2 separate regions of the Homo sapiens genome follow, and region 1 is linked to region 2. A link is an interaction called in ENCODE POLR2A ChIA-PET data of the cell type or tissue named here. Cell type or tissue: MCF 10A. All regions are shown on one strand. Links, peaks and the distances in the headings refer to the core of each region. The heading gives the core; the rest is flanking DNA. Region 1 has its middle 32 kb from the start of MDFIC. Region 2 has its middle 100 kb from the start of MDFIC.

Evidence for each region. Peaks named below come from ENCODE experiments on the same cell type or tissue, not always from the same donor. Only the 100,000 strongest peaks of a DNase experiment are listed, where the experiment ranks them.
Region 1: POLR2A ChIA-PET joins it to region 2 with 5 read pairs; 5 of 35 experiments call an interaction of 5 or more read pairs at or near these places.

What each region holds. Positions count from the first base shown.
Region 1 is chr7:114,888,494-114,891,421 of GRCh38, forward strand. No RefSeq gene overlaps it. Among named protein-coding and RNA genes, the nearest start is that of MDFIC, 32 kb to the right of the region's middle. In MCF 10A, for the core only: no CTCF peak of the experiment used is centred there; a DNase peak (open chromatin) is centred at 1,338.
Region 2 is chr7:114,818,199-114,821,126 of GRCh38, forward strand. No RefSeq gene overlaps it. Among named protein-coding and RNA genes, the nearest start is that of MDFIC, 100 kb to the right of the region's middle. In MCF 10A, for the core only: no CTCF peak of the experiment used is centred there; DNase peaks (open chromatin) are centred at 493 and 1,623.

The DNA of each region.
Region 1 (2,928 bases), core at 105-2,604, 70 kb after region 2:
TTAGGAAAGAGCTTTCTGAACACTATGGTCATTATGGTCATTAATAATCTTGTCTTAACCTCAGCGTTCAAATACAACACCTTGCCCGGAGATATATGATTCTGAAAATGGAAACTTCTACGTGAGCTACAAGGATTTTTGAAAATAGTAGGATAGTCAGAGTTTGGAAAGGCGACGAGAAGAAATATAACCTATTATGCAGACGTATGTCACAAGTCTGGGTACAACCCAGGAGTGAAGATGGAGTGCCAGAGGAATGGTGGGGACCACCCCCTTAGGCTGGAGAAACCCAGCGAGATTGGAGATTTTGACAGGTTGTGGGTTTTGATCTTTCTTTTCTTTGTCCCTTTCTTTCTTTTCTTTTCCTTTCTTTCTTTCTTTCTTTCTTTCTTTCTTTCTTTCTTTCTTTCTTTCTTTCTTTCTTTCTCTCTCTCTCTCTCTCTCTTTCTTTCTTTCTTTCTTTCTTTCTTTCTTTCTCCCTCCCTCCCTTCCTTTCCTTCCTTCCTTCCTTCCTTCCTTCCTTCCTTCCTTCCTTCCTTCCTTCCTTCCTTCCTTCTTAGATTTTGACAGATTGTGGATTTTGATTCCTTCCTTCCTTCCTTCCTTCCTTCCTTCCTTCCTTCCTTTCTTCCTTCCTTCCTTCCTTCTTAGATTTTGACAGATTGTGGATTTTGATTCCTTCCTTCCTTCCTTCCTTCCTTCCTTCCTTCCTTCCTTCCTTCCTTCCTTCCTTCCTTCCTTCCTTCCTTAACAGTTTTGCTCTGTCACTCAGGCTGGAGTGCAGTGATGCTAACAGAGTTCACTGTGACCTCAAACCCCTGGGTTCGCTGCTTCAGCCTCCTGAGTAGCTAGAAATGCAAGAGGCCACCACCATGCCTGGCTATTTTTTTTCTGGCTTTTTTTTTTTTTCTTTTTTTTTTTTGTAGGCACCAGGCCTTACTATGTTGTCTAGGCTGGTCTCAAACTCCTGGCTTCAAGTGATCCTCCCACCGCAACCTCCCAAAGTGCCGGGATTACAGGCATGAGCCACCGTGCCTGGCCTTGACTTTTATCGTGAATAAAGCTGTTAAAAATAAAATATTAGAAAAGTCACAAATAATAATTCAAAGTTTCAGGAAGAATTAAACCATATTTAGGTAGTATCTATAATTGATTAAAAGAGAAAAGCAGAGCCAGGAAAACTAGTGGAGAATCTATCATAGCAATCCAAGTATGGAGTAATGAGTTCTTGGAATGTGGTGTTAGTGGGGAGAATGAAAAAAAGAAAAAACAACTGTGTTGATTCACAAAGCACTTGAAGGAAGACAGGACAGTATGGAGCTTGATGAGTCATAGGTTAAAGTCAAGATGACTGGGAAACAGTGACTCACATCCACTTAGGTTGATCAACTCTATGCGCTTCTTTAAAGTGTTTTTCTCTTAGTGGGTTACCAACAAGTGAGGAGCTTTGTACCGTGATGCCCTGTTAACTTTGCTTCTTACTCTGAAATGTGATTGTCTTTTATAATGAGAATGGTGACTTTATTAATTTTTGTGATGTCACCATCCTTGTTGTCCAGGTATACAAGCATACTTTTGAGGGTTGACTTATAGGCAATCATGGATTACTTGATTCTGTTTTTTTCCAGCCCTTACTACTCTTCCCTGACTATTCACTGAGGGGGAAGAAAATAGTAGAAGGAGATTATGGGGTTTCATGCAATAAGGGATTTCATATATTTTCAGATGTTTAGTTACATAAGGTATACGCTCTGTGTTCACAATTCCTAACTGGGGAAAGTAAGGACTTTACTTAGACTTAGGCCACCTCCCACTCTTCCCCAGTCATACGTAATTAATTCTCTTTAATTATTTCCTTTGATTATTTCTTTATTACACATTTTTTTCTTAGTTTGATGCATAATTGCAGTTACTATCATTAAGTTTTGAGTCCTCGGGGAGATTATTTACACCTGGAAGCCAGACTTTTAGGGCGGCTTCTCAAAATTTTTTGGAAAGAGATGGAGAAAAGGAAGGAAGAGAAAGAGAAAAATAACTTGTATGTAGGGAGATGCAGGTATGTGTATATATATATACATATACATAAATACACACACTTATACATGTGGTCAAAGAGAAAACTTGACTAATTATTATGAATTACACATAGTTAACACACTACAATGTGTGTGCACGCACACACACACAGATGTGTGCAGATGCAGACATCAGGAGGTCTGCATCAGGAGATGCATCAGGAGATGCAGATATGCATCAGGAGATGCAGGTATGTGTATATATATATACATACATATATACATATACATAAATACACACACATATACATGTGGTCAAAGAGAAAAGAAAACTTGACTAATTATTATGAATTACACATAGTTAACACACTACAATGTGTGTGCACACACACGCACACACACGCACACACACAGGGCGCCTGTCTGGTAAAAGACTGAGAAATTATCTATTATGAATGTTTTATTTTTAAAGTGTATGCATATATCTATGGTATTGACAATGTTAGAGAAATGACAGTCTTTTTGTTGCCTTTTGCTAGTTCTGGACATAAGAAGTTTCCTCCTTGAGCAACATAGTGTTGTTTTATCAGAAATGAAGCTGATAGTGAAGTGATAAATCATTTTCTGTGGAACTGATGCTTCAGCCAAGAGAAAATGACAATGAGGTAGAGCTGAGTTGTTGGGGTGAGTGAACTATAGCATATTCCTAAAGCACTACAGCTACCCAGTTCTATTTATTTGTGAGTACAGTTGGTCCTTGGCATCTAAGGGGAATCCATTCTAGAATCCCTGTGGATACCCAAATCTTGAATGCTCAAGTCCCTTAAATAAAATGGGATAAAATGGGGTCGTATTTGCAAATAACCTACACACATCCTCTTATATACTTTAACTTGCCTCTAGATTACTTATA
Region 2 (2,928 bases), core at 263-2,762:
ACTACATTAGAAAAAATAATAATTGGATTCTTCAACATTCTGTATTATTTTATGCCATTAAAAACCTTATTCTGAGGAAGCATCTATAACTTTCACCAGATTGGCAAACGACTCCACAGCACACAGAATAAACCAAGAAACCTTAGAGTTCTTAGAGTTCAGGAAGGTGAGATGATTTGTTCAAGTTCATATAACTGGTAAGTGGCAGTGGTAGAACCAGAATCCAAGTCAGGCCTCCTTATATAGCCTTGTTGCTCTTCATGGCCAAATTTAAGGAAGAAGGAGATATACACACACACACACACACACACACACACGATAGTAGAAATGGTGTTTCCCGTAGTTGTGTAGCATGATGGCCTTGACCAATACCCATGTTTATCTTTTTTTTCTACATACCTGCTGCATAAATCTCGAAATACCCATCCACACAGAAAGAATAGTAACTACTCCACAACTACCCCCATCACACTAGTATGTGAGTCAGTAAGCATTGCTCACCCTAGCCACATGGGTTGAGTCATGACAGAATATGAGGATTAAAAAATTATCACACTTGGTGAAAGCATCTGTCTCTCTGGATGAAAGTTATAGCTCTTGGTTGCAATTTCTTAACTGTTTGGGTCACTGAAGATTTCATGGTCCATGCTCTTGTTGATGTCCTGTCCAAATTTCCTGGGTGTAATTAATTTCTGTTGATCTCTGTTCCCGCAGTTGTTTCACTTAGATACAACATTCTTAATTTAGGCTTCTAAATTATTTTATGACATTTATTTGCATAGTTAAACAGTTGGCATGCTTCAGTGTAGATTTCTATTTTAGCATGTAGACAGTTTTGAAAATATGAACTCTTATTTGCTACAACTCTTGTAGGAAACTACAACAGTTGAGTCCATAATAATGTTTATACATTATTATATACTCAACCAATATAAATATTATATATAACAGTATATAATAATATACTCAACTGTTGTAGGAAATGCACGAGTTCATATTTTCTAAAAGTACTCTACATGTAGAAAAGCAAATTAATAACTAGGGGACAGTTACAAAATACTAAGTAAACATATGTATGCTCACATATGTGCATATATTTATTTCTGAATACTAAATGATAAAACTGAGGCTTGGACCTGAACTATTCAATTCCAAGATATAATACCTGCATCACCCTTCAGCACACATATATGATGGCATAAGCACTAAGCCATATATAAATAGATGTGTGTGTGAGAAGGTGGGAAAGAACAAGCTTGCACATCAGAAAATGATTTAAAAGATTATCTTAATTATAACTGTGAATGCATATTTTCCCCTAACAGTAATGCATTCACTTATTCTTTGAAGAACGTTTCAGCATAGAAGGGCTAGACCCTTTGGTAGACAAACGACTAGCAAATCTGCCCACGGCCTCTGTCTATAATCACAACAGTCTGATTTTAAAAGGGAAAACTCTTTCACTATATAGCTAACAGAAATAGAAAAGCTAAAGGAGCCAGTTGGACATCTGGCCAGGCAAGGACAGATACTATTCCTGGCATATAGTATAAAGGGTGTCTTGAGAGGATGAGTCTTCTAATGACTTGGCATAAATGAAGTTCCTTGGCCTATTTCCAGCTTTTTCCTTGCACAACCTCAGCATGTGTTTGTGCATTCCTGGTGTTAAAGTCAGCCTTTCCTTCTAGGGTACCGCCCTTTTCCTACCTTACAGACTAATATAGCTCACTAAAAGGCACCAAAACAGTTGGTTGGCTGCAACTATACCTGTTACACAGTAGATATTTCTCCCTTTGTACCTCTTAACTGCCATTCTTTCCATATGCCATTTCTTCAGCCGGGAGTAATTCCTGTAGATCATTACATAGTTGCTCTTCCCTCCTCTTCCAGCCTCCTGTCCTGGGTTTGCTTTTAGCCAAGGAAACCCTAAATAGGATAGGGAATCATTCTCTGCATGTTTTGATATCCTTTTCATTCACTCCAGCCATCCCCACTCCCAGGTTAGAGGGCTGACTCAGCCATCCCCACCTATATGTCAGCACACTCTCACGGAGTGTTCTTCATGTGTAAGTTATGGTGACACCTCAAATTCCCTCAGCTCTCTGTCCTCAGGGCACTTACAATTTAATTAGGTAGATAGCACACATGTTCACAAAAAGTTAGCTAGCAACACCACAAGATCATTTCAAATAAATATGAAAAGAGTGGTGGCGGCTGGCCGCGGTGGCTCACTCCTGTAATCCCAGCACTTTGGGAGGCCGAGGCGGGTGGATCACTAGAGGTCAGGAGTTCGAGACCAGCCTGGCCAACGTGGTGAAACCCTGTCTCTACTAAACAAAAATTAGCCAGGCATGGTGGTGGGCGCCTGTAATCCCAGCTACTGCGGGGGCCGAGGGAGGAGAATCACTTAAACTCAGGAGGTGGAGGTTGCAAAAAGCCGAGAAGATTGTGCCACTCCGCTCATGCCTGGGCAACAGTGCGACTCCGTCTCAAAAAAAAAAAAAAAAAAAAAAGTGGTGGCAAAAATAGATGCCACATGAGTTGAAAGGATCACTGTGAGTTGGAGTTAATTGGGAAGTAGTCATGAAAAATTTGAAATTATTTGCAGCTAGAAATTCTAGGTCTACATAGGATAGAATAACCCCACCAGTATTAAAAGACACTAAACATATCTAATAATGACACAAATATAGAGACTGTGTTTATAAGGGTATTAAGATGTCACTAAACATTAAAAAAATGAATATCATCAGCTATTGAAGAACCCTTTTATTTGGGAAGAGGAAAGTTATGTTTGTTTAGAACTGGACTACCTTTGTCTCAGAAGCCTTTCCTTGGCTAGAAACTGCCACTTCAGGATACACTCTGTGTGTTGTTCTGTACTCAGGAACTTTTACCCTATACATACTGTCAGCTTCAAAGATGAGG